2 separate regions of the Homo sapiens genome follow, and region 1 is linked to region 2. A link is a loop called in an ENCODE intact Hi-C map of the cell type or tissue named here. Cell type or tissue: endothelial cell of umbilical vein. All regions are shown on one strand. Links, peaks and the distances in the headings refer to the core of each region. The heading gives the core; the rest is flanking DNA. Region 1 has its middle 50 kb from the start of LINC01331. Region 2 overlaps LINC01331 (long intergenic non-protein coding RNA 1331).

Region 1 (5,382 bases), core at 110-5,109, 150 kb after region 2:
TCCAGGAAAATAAAGTACCCTCAGGGATGAACAACTTGCTTATTCACTGAACATTTCTTAAGCACCACTATATGCCAGATTGTATCAATTTGATACATAATGATCCACTGCCAAAACAACAAATATGTATTATTTCTCACACTTTTGTATACCCAGGTAAAAATCAAGGATTCTGATGAAGGAATAGTGGTGACCCAAAAATGCACCAGAGTGGCTGTTTCTGCATAAAGAGCCTGGAGAAGGCTCTCAAAAGAGAAGCAATTGATGGTGGCTTCAGATATGGGATAGAAGTTCATCAAGCAGCTGGGCACGGTGGCTCACGCCTGTAATCTCAGCATTTTGGGAGGCTGAGACAGACAGATAATTTGAGGTCAGGAGTTCAAGACCAGCCTGACTAACATGGTGAAACCCAGTCTCTACTAAAAATACAAAAATTAGCCAGGGGTGGTGGTGGGTGCCTGTAATCCCAGCTACTCGGGAGGCTGAGGCAGGAGAATCACTTGAACACAGGAGGCAGAAGTTGCAGTGAGCCGAGCGTCTCAAAGAAAAAAAAGAAGTTCATCAGGCAAAAAAAGGAACCAAGGTGATTGAAGAAAAGGAAATAGAAGGTAACATGCAGAGCAATGTGAAACAACAGCATTGATAAATGCCCAGGAAACCAGCATGAGTAGAGCCTAGGGTGAGGTGGGGGCCAACAGGAGATGACAACGGAAAGGTTGTCATCAGATCTTGAAGGATGGTAGGCTATACAGACAAACCTGAACTCTATCCCATCTGCAGTAGGGAACTGGTGAAGGATTTTAAGCAAGGGAGCCAACAAATCTAATTTTGGGGTTTCTGTTTTGTTGTGTGTGTGTGTGTGTGTGTGTGTGTGTGTTTGTTTTTGTTTTTGTTTTGAGATGGGTCTTGCTCCATGACCCAGGCTGGAGTGCAATGGTGCTTTCAGAGCTTACTGCAGTCTCAAACTCCTGGGCTCAAGTTATCCTCCTGCCTGAGTCTCCTGAGTAGTTGGGACTATATGTTATAGGAAAGGGGTCCCAATCCAGACACCAAGAGAGGGTTCTTGAATCTCACACAAGAAAGAATTCAGGATGAATCTGTAGAGTAAAGTGAAAGCAAGTTTATTAGGAAAGTAAAGGATAAAAGAATGACTACTTCTTAGACAGAGCAGCCCTGAGGGCTGCTGGTTGCCCATTTTTATTGTTATTCCTTGATGCTATGCTAAACAAGGGGTGGATTATTCATGCCTCCCCTTTCTAGACCATATAGGGTAACTTCCTGGCGTTGCCGTGGCATTTGTAAACTAACTGTTGTGGTGCTGGTGGGAGTGTAGCAGTGAGGACAACCAGAGGTCACTCTCATCGCCATCTTGGTTTCAGTGGTGTTTGGCCAGCTTCTCTACTGCAACCTGTTTTATCAGCAAGGTCTTTATGATCTGTATTTTGTGCTGACTTCCCATCTCATCCTGTGATTCAGAATGCCTTAACCATCTAGGAATGCAGCCCAGTAGGTCTCAGCCTCATTTTACCCAGCTCCTATTCAAGATTACCCTGGCTGCTCTCAAATTCCTGGCCCCAAATGATCATCCTACCTCGTCTTCCCAAAGTGCTGGGATTACAGGAGTGAACCACTGTGCCTGGCCTAATTTGTTTTTAAAAGGTTGCTCCGGTAATTAACATGGAAAGGCTGGTTTGGAGGTTGGTATACAGAGAAGGTAGGGACTTAGTGAGGAAGATGCCTAGCTCAGGGCAAGCAAGGCAAAGACTGACCAAATTAAGCCAAAGAAATGGAGACAAGGAGACATTTTCGAGAGCTATTTTGAAGTAGACTTGACAATTGGATGCAAAAAGTCAGACAGGGAGAGAGAAAGATAAGGATGACTCCCAGGTTTGGGGCTGGGGTCATGGAAATTAGTCAGGGTAGAAATTGCTGAAAGAGTAGAGCAGGGTCTGAATGAACAGTGATCAATTTGTGGGGCCTCTGGAACATCCTGAAATGGCTGTTCAATAGGTTGTATCAATTGGTTTGGAGCTCAAAAAAAAGTTCTGGGGTGGGGAGGTGGATTTTCTAGCTGTCAGCATATGTACTATTGTAGGGATATTAAAAAGAATAGAGATCTTAACCGTGAATCATCCCAGCTGGCAAAAAAGGAGAAGAAAAAAGTAATTTCTTTTTAAAAAATGAACAATCATTTTCAAATTATTTTCTCTCCCAACAAAGGAATTAGCCAAGGTTTTGTTTCAAGACCAAACAAAAAGGGGAAAGCAATCAGCTTTCTCCATGAATGCAATGGGTAATTCATGAGGCTCTGGAAAATACAGCTGCAGTTTTGCCAATAATTTCTTGTGCCTGTGTAAACAGTACCATATTCTCTGAAGCTTTTCCCCCTTCAAAAAGGTAAACTTTGCATTGCCAATAAGTAGGGGCAGAACAATATAGTCAGCCTCCAAATTCTTTCTGGGTAAGACCATGTTCTTTACAAGAAATTTCGGATATTCAATGAATGGTTACTCCTATCTACCCTGAAGAACTGGGTTAGGAACATATGAGGTACAAGTGACCAAATACAGTTAGCTGTTATTACTTACATAGCTGATGAAGATTGAGGAGGGGAGGGAAGATGGATGCTGGCAACAGATTTCTCACTGTGTCATTTCCCTTCATTGTCTGTCAGAACTGTTTGCTACTGTTTGAAGAGCATTTTGCTACTCACAAAAAAGAAAAACAAAAAAAGTAAGTTTGTCATCAAGTAAATTTGGAGAATGTTGGATACTAGATCCACTCAGAGGATCACAATAGTGAAGGAACTTGTTTACCTTTAAGTCAGTGTTTCCCCCACATTTATTTGGCTAAGGAAATGTCTTTTCATGGAGTTCTTATTAAGGTCTTATGCAACACCAAAATGCATTTTGGGGAACACTGTCTCCAGGGCATTCGGCCACTAAGCTCTGCAGAATGTTACCAGCGCCTCCCACTAGGCACTTCTAGTTGGGCTAACATGGTATTTGTAAAAAGAGGCAGCACATTAACCCTTCCCCACAGACCTGGGGATGGGATCTCAGCTCTAGGCTATCTCTCCCAGTTTAAATTCTGAATTTGAGTGGTCAAAAACAGCTGCCTCCCTTCCCCAAACCTGCTCAGTTTTCCTATTGAAGAGGAAATCTACCATTTCCTGCCCAAGCAGCGCCTCTGGGCCCAGAGGAGGTTTTGGTGGAGTGGACCTTTGACCTGCTGAATTGGGGGTCTGTCTTTGGGATTTTTTTTCCGGGCAGAGGAAAACCTCCTCTTAGAAAAGATTCTTTGTCCTTGAGCAGTGCACCTCTAGGGAAAACCCCAAAATGAACACAGTCAGATTTTTGTAGCCTTATTTTCCATTCTATTCTGTAAGGTCAATAGGAAGTACTTTTTCTTTTTCCTTCCCCCCAACAAAATCCCATTCAGGAAAAGTAAAAATGTTTATGACAGCATATTTCTTTGAGATATTCTATCCTATTTTATATCAGGAAATACAACATCTGCATCTGCTCTTAAGGATTCTCTTTTTATTTCCTCATCACCAAAGATTTTCTTTTTTAGCTAGCATGTCAGACACTATAAATCTGCATGCACTGTAACTTCCGATGATGATGTTGCACCTTTGAAGTAACTCTGTAAGATGAGACCTGTGATGCTGAGGCAAAGTGCTTAGGAAAAATGGGGAGGAGGGAAGGAGGAAGTGAGTGTTGATTGGCATCGAGCTTCACCTATGACAAACAAATAAATAAATAAGCAAATCAACCATTGCATGGACCTCATTAGGAGATTTCTAACAGCTGGAGAAGTAGGCAGAGAGAAGTAGGGGGAGAGAAGTGTGTCAGTGAATCAGAGACTGGGCCTGTGATGGAGGAGAAGGGTGTCATTATATGAATAACTGACTTTTCATTTTCACTCATAACATATAAAATCGTTAGACTGGAACATTCTAATTGGATCACTTCTTGCATAGGTATAGTGGAGGCAGGGAATAATCCTTAATCTTTCTTCTGAGGTCTTTGACTTGTTCATTCAACTTCTCCCATTATCATCCAGCAAGTGCTCAGGCCCAAATGCCTTTTCCCAGGACTGTATGGATAACCCAACCACTGGAGGTGTCCCAGTGGAAGAAGGAAAGTTGACAAGTTATTATGCTCAGGAAGCTCTTTCTCAAGGGTTTATATCAGTTAGGATTGCGTTCAGCTGCAATTAACCAATAAAGTGACTTAAATAAATAGGAAGAAATCTAGAAGGAGGCTGGTTTCTGTTCAGTACCTTGCCAAAGGCAGACTGATGCCTGCAACTTCTATAGCTTTTCCGTTTCAGCGACAAGATGATTATCTCAGCTGTAGACATCACATCTACATTGAATTTTCTCCTTGGGCTTAAGAAGGGGAGGGTAGATCCAGTGTTGCCTTTCCTTTTTATCAGGAAATAAAAATATTTTTCAGAAGCCTCCGGCAAGCTTTGACTTGTAATTCTTTGGCCAAAATCATGTGACGTGGATATGCCTGGCTTAAGGAAGGCTGAAAAAGAGGGTATTGCGCTTTTCCAGCCTGTAAAATGGAGGCAACAAGAAGATTGTGTAGGTCTGATGGCTTGGTCAATAATAAATGTCTGCCACAGAATTATTATTTTGGGATGATCATCCCTGAAATTAGGTCGGGGCCCCATGATGAAATTAGTAAGGCCACATTCTGTACATCACTCACTGCACTCGACCATGTACAGCTGAGCTATGGTGTGAGTGAGTTAATGTTAAGCAATAACTTTAGGCAACAACTTTGTTACCATTTAAAATAAAAGCTTTTAAATTAGTTTAATGGTTTTTTTCAGGACCACTCATGTCTTCCAAAAACCCTCAAGTTTCTTTGGTTTATATCAAAGTCCTATCTAATTTGCTCCCAAGAGGAAACCTACCACAATAGTAAAGTTGTATATTTCCACAGGGATTTTCCCTAAACTGTTAATGAGTTGTGACTTCCTTATATGTACATGCAGACGAGACTGGTGCACCCCAAGCAGGTAGACAGAATTTGAACCAGATGGTTCAAGGAAAGAAAACTGGATTAGCAGATCATTTCAAACACCTCCATGTGTTGACTGAAATCCGTAAGGGGAATGACAAAACATGTACCTTATTTTCTCAACAAACTGTGCACCGCACTGAATGTTAAACATTAAATTGAGAGAGGGGTAGAGCAAACTCTGGTTTTTCTTTCTTTGTCATTAGAACCATAAGCCTAGTTTTGCCTCATTAATGTATCTAGAGAGATTTTAAAAAATAAATAAATAAGCATGGCTCCTTCATAAATTCATACCACTGAAGGACCCTCTGGTAATCCTGCAGCAGTGGTATTTGAATAAATT
Region 2 (5,382 bases), core at 84-5,083:
CCTGGTAAATGGACCACCCCTGTAGCAAGTCCGATGAAGGGGTCAAAAAAAATTCCTGCATCATTAATACTCTCTGCCCTGTGTGGCAAGAGCCCCAGGCTTTCCTCTCCCAGAGCTTTTAACACATGACATTAGCCTTGTCTGTTCACCTCTCAGACTTCCTCAAAAAGTTCCCAGACTGAGAGCTCTTTAAGAGCAGAGATTGCTCCTTTTATGTCTAAATCCTCAGCACTTAGCACAGTCCTTACTAGTAGACACCCAATAAATGTTTGTTGAGTGATTGAAAGTCCAAATCTTTCTATTAAAAGAAAGAAATTAAAAAGAAAAAACGATCACTTTGCTGTCTTCTGGAACAGCTATCTAACCAAACTTCCCAAACCCAGTTGGCACCATGTACAAGCTGATTTCTGTTGCCAGCCTACCCCTGGATCTGCTTTATTGACCTCGATTATTTCCTCATCACTTAGCTAACTGACTGCTCCTCATTCCCCACTCTCCTTTCCCCCTCTGCAGCATCTGATGGCTTTATTTTTAAGTTTTGAGCTGGTCCATTTTCCTCTTCCACCATCTCATCCACCCTCTTTGTCTCAGCAATAATTTGTTTTCTCAGCTCCTCATTTGGTTATTTTCTAAAAGTGCTAGTCACAGCCACTCTCCAAAAGCTCTCAGTAGCTGGCTGATGGACCATTGGTCAATGGAAAGCAGCATCCTTACGCCAGTTTCTGGAAACTAGACAGCAATTAAATGAAGCAATGTGCATAAAGCACTTAGCAGTGCCTTAGACACTTACTGAGTGTTGTCATACCTCCATCCTGGGCAAACTGGCCTTCAAACTGGCCATCCCTCTTCCCATTTATCTTCGCTTGAATTCTGAGCACCACTGCTATAATGACATTCCTAATGCAGAGTGCCAATAAAAAGGAGGGGTTCCCAAATATCCATCCACAGCAAAATGAGAAAGATAAAAACAGTGCAGTGACCTTTCATCACATTACTTATATTCAACTCAAGGCTTTGCTCTTTATTGAGACTATGTACTTCTGCTTTCTGTGTTAAAATGCCCTTTTTATAATGAAACAATGGCAATTTTGTTTTGTTTCTTATTTCAGTATCTTTATTTGGGAAAATAGTTCACAACCATAAATGGCCTACATTTTGTATTTTGGAAACTATATTATCTAGTCTGTTACTCTGGATTTCTACAAGGGACCAAGTAATCCCATTCCTACATTCTTTTCACATTGATAAGAATGAAGAGTTTACTAACACATATAACATTTTAAAAGTAAGATATAGGCAGAGACCCCCCCAAAAAATGTTTATGATAGTAAAGACCTATTTGAGATGTTCACAGCCCTATTTCTTTTATATTTGTTTATTCACACATTTCAATGTCTTAATGGTTATTTGCCGTTAGTTTGCCTTTAGTTTTATAGGCACATGCATACTAATAGTGACTGTCATCAAACACATACACATACACACACACACACACACACACACACACTTTAAAGCAGGCAATTAATCATTTTCTCCCTCAAGACCGTATTTTACAGTCGGAAGCCAATTGTCAGCACATATGCTCCTAAATAAACTGACACACATACCAGCTAATAGATTAATTCGCATGAAGAAGGCGTCGTGGGAAGAAAACCTGTGTTCCCAGATTTCTCAGGCAGGTGCTCTGCCTGTTAACATAAAGATCAGTCCTCCTGGCTCCAACCCCTTAGGCAGTGTGCCCAAAATTACTTATGGTTTCTAACACAGTTGATGCCAATGCAGTTCTGCAATTGAGAGCCTGGTTTACACAACGTATCCTAAGAACAGCTCAGCTCAGGAGCAGCCAGTGTAGACTTTTTGTATGCTGGTGGGGGGGCGTTGGGGAGGAATTGTTTGTTTGTTTTGTCTCACATGTGGCTTTTCTAATAGAAGACAATCATGAAGCAATAATTCATGCCTTAATATTTCTTTGCAGCTATCACCCATTGTTCTTCATAGCCCTCCCATAAGTGGGTGATGTTATGGGTCCTGAGGAAATGGAGACCTATTGGGATGAATTTGTTCAGAAGAGAGAAGGCTTGCACACACGTGTGCATTCTCACAGGCACGCACTCTCTCGCACCACCCTCAGCACTCAGAGCTCTGCTAGTATCCCTTTCCCCTTTCTGACTTTGTATCTCTTAAGCCAGTCTTTTATCCCATGCACTGTGCCTCAGTGGAAAGTTCAGCTTCTCTATAAAACAACTTATTAAGGGAAGGATCACTATAGAGCTTCCTCAGAGCTCCAGAAAAGATAAGCTGACGGTCTGCTTTTCTTTTTCACCAAATCACCCTTCTCAGAGTATTAATGCAAAGAATAGCATGGAGGAGTGGGGAAGGAGGTAGGAGAACATATACATGACACAATTATTAGACTTCCAAAATCCTGTAAAAAAAAAATCTATCAATAGTATTCTGTGTTAGTTTTAGCTTTCTTAAATAAGCATCATCCATGCTCTTTTCCAAACAGGATTCACAAAAATGCTAAATGCATTTGCTGCAGACCAGTTCTGGGTCCTCAATGAAGAGTGGTTGGCAGTCAGGCTAGGGCTGCTCCTGGGAAATGCTGGAAGGGCCGGATGCTCCCCTGAGGAGTCTGTTCCCCCAGATCAGCCTAGAGGTCCAGTAGAATGGTTGCGTCCCAGCAGGATGTGACTCTTTGTTCTACCTATTCCTCTATTGTGACCCTTCAAAAATCCTACCTGTTTTCAAAGACATCATCCTCATTGTTCGTAACCCCCACCACCAACAACAAAAAAGCCAGATTGAGGCACCCGCTGACAAAGCAACTCTCTTGTTCTGGCACCTTAAGAAGGAAATGAGTTTACTTCCCTTCTGTAACTGAAGCAAAGCCTTCCCTCCCCGCTGTGGATATGGTACCACTCTGTAGCACGTTTCCTTCAGAGAGTCAGCTTTTCTGAACAATGACCCAACTGTTTGTACAGTATGGGAAACTATCTCTTGATAGAGTTTGGTGCACACCCTCCTACGAACCCAGACATGCACAAAAGTTCCACATTTCACCACAGGAAGTAAGACTGGTCAGGCTTCAGGCATCATTAATCATTTTGAAGTGATTATTCTTAAAAAGAAAAAAAAAAAAAACAGGGATGCAGCTTGAGTTAAGTCATGCCCAATAAAAATCAGCACTTCTCCTCAAAATTACATTTCTCTACTTCCGTGTGGAAAGTTAAGAGCTCCCTGTACTGACAAGAGCTGGGGTGAAATCGAGAATCTTCGTCTCTTTAATTGGAGCACAGACAAATACTTGGGATCTGACATGGTCAGATGGGGAAGAGGTGGGTGGAGTTTTACTTCCTTTGCCTTTCGGCTCAGAAATACACACATTTAGGAGGAAGATAAAGCAAGAACAATTTGGGATTTTGTTCCGGGAACTTCATTTTCCCCCATTGAAATGCCATTAAACAAAGCTTAGGACAATCCTGCTACGTGCACTCATTTAGCCACGGGAACTATGGAGTGCCCCACCCCCCATCCCCATCACTGAGGCCCTGCAGCCCAGCAGGCAAGGGCCAGAGAACAATTTAATTCCCCAGATAGGCTGCCCCACACAGAGGTTCCTCATCAAGGGAGTAGCACCAGCCCACTCTGCAAATCTGTTCACCCTGCAGGAAACACCTCCTTGTCTGCTTCTTTGAAGTAAAACTGTTTCTCTAGCATGGGAAAAGGGATAAGTAGAAAATGAAATCTCCAACTCTGTCTTTCCTGAAAGATTACATTTCCTGCTATCCTGGTTCAGGAGGAAATTCACTTACATAAAATTAGATTAATTTTCTTTCTGACGTCACCTGGTCTACCAGAAGCATCTTTTGTCCATTGCCTCTTTTTGAAACCTTGGCCATGTCCCCAGTCCTCAGTCATTCCTTAATCAGAACATCTGGTTCTCAAGTCAAGATTAAAAATCATAAAATAAAGGCAGAAAAGAGGCTGCCTCTTCTGTCCTTGTTCCGCATTGCCTCCTTCACCCTAGTCTTGCATAATCACTATGTAGATGCCAGCCCAGAAGGCAGCATCATCTTCACTTCCTTCCTCATCAGCCAACTGCTACATATCCCAGCTAAGCCCTAGTATTTGTTTTAATTTAAAGGGTTAAAGTGGAAAAGAAGAGAATCAACAAACTTTATTTTAGTACTCTAATCTACCTATTTTAAAATGTAATACATGTTATTAAATAGATTTGGGCTTGGGTTGTTTTTTTTTTTCCCAGAGTTTAGTTGCTTAAACTCATTTTGTATCTACCCAAGTGGATCCTTTTAAAAATCTGCTAGGAGTCAGATTGAAAATGACTGACAGAAAGCCTGAGCAGGGTGAGAAATGGGTTCACATGGGATGGTGGCCTGGCATGGGGTTTGGAGCCCAAGCCAGGTAAGTGGGGTATCCACAGGGAGACATAAGCCAGAGTGCAAATGCAGCAAGGAAGGAGCTGGGAGTATGAGGTGTTGGAATCCAGGCAGCTACAATAGAAGAGGAGCTGCAAGGAGTAGGGGGCAGCAACAGAGCTGGGAGATGGGTTACATATAGGAGGATGGATCAGTTAAGTAGATATTTTAGGGATAACAGAAAGGGAGAAAATTAGAATGAACCCTGTGTATTGTTGCATTGGAATTGGATATTGATGTGAATGAATAGTTTTCAATATACATACATAAATATAGAAATAAATATAGTTCTGTCCATGGCTAGGACCTGGGAGCAATGACATCACAGTGGCAATGAGCGCACCTAGTGCCCAGATATTCACAGTATTCTAAATACTCTTCTCCACTAAAGGAAATTCAGGCTACTTAGAGAAACAGCTGATTTCAAACCTGGAAGAAAGTGTAAGATGAGTACAACTTCTCATCATGCCAAAAAGCAAGGAAGATGAGGTAGAAATAAACAAGAGTTTATGTGATGAATTACGTTTATTGATTTGCGTATGTTGAACCAGCCTTTCATCCCAGGGTGAAGCCGACTTGATCGTGGTGGATAAGCTTTTTGATGTGCTGCTGGATTCGGTTTGCCAGAATCTTATTGAGGATTTTCGCATCAATGTTCATCAGGGATATTGGCCTGAAATTTTCTTTTTTTGTTGTGTCTCTGCCATGTTTTGGTATCAGGACAATGCTGGCCTCATAAAATGAGTTTGCAAGGAGTCCCTCTTTTTCTATTATTTGGAATCATTTTAGAAGGAATGATACCCAGCCCCTCTTTGTACCTCTGGTAGAATTTGACTGTGAATCCATCTGGTCCTGGACTTTTTTTTGGTTGATAAGCTGTTGTTTACTGCCTCAATTTCAGAACTTGTTATTGGTCTATTCAGGGATTCGATGTCTTCCTAGT

The links. Peaks named below come from ENCODE experiments on the same cell type or tissue, not always from the same donor. Only the 100,000 strongest peaks of a DNase experiment are listed, where the experiment ranks them.
Region 1: a loop joins it to region 2, with 2.7 times the contacts of the local background. A loop is called at or near these places in 1 of 110 quality-filtered maps.

What each region holds. Positions count from the first base shown.
Region 1 is chr5:74,584,395-74,589,776 of GRCh38, forward strand. No RefSeq gene overlaps it. Among named protein-coding and RNA genes, the nearest start is that of LINC01331, 50 kb to the left of the region's middle. In endothelial cell of umbilical vein, for the core only: no CTCF peak of the experiment used is centred there; a DNase peak (open chromatin) is centred at 2,637; H3K27ac peaks cover 2,031 bases.
Region 2 is chr5:74,430,695-74,436,076 of GRCh38, forward strand. All of the region lies in intron 2 of LINC01331 (long intergenic non-protein coding RNA 1331), which reads right to left. Among named protein-coding and RNA genes, the nearest start is that of LINC01331, 100 kb to the right of the region's middle. RefSeq lists an enhancer at 3,044-3,133. In endothelial cell of umbilical vein, for the core only: no CTCF peak of the experiment used is centred there; a DNase peak (open chromatin) is centred at 2,927; H3K27ac peaks cover 2,049 bases.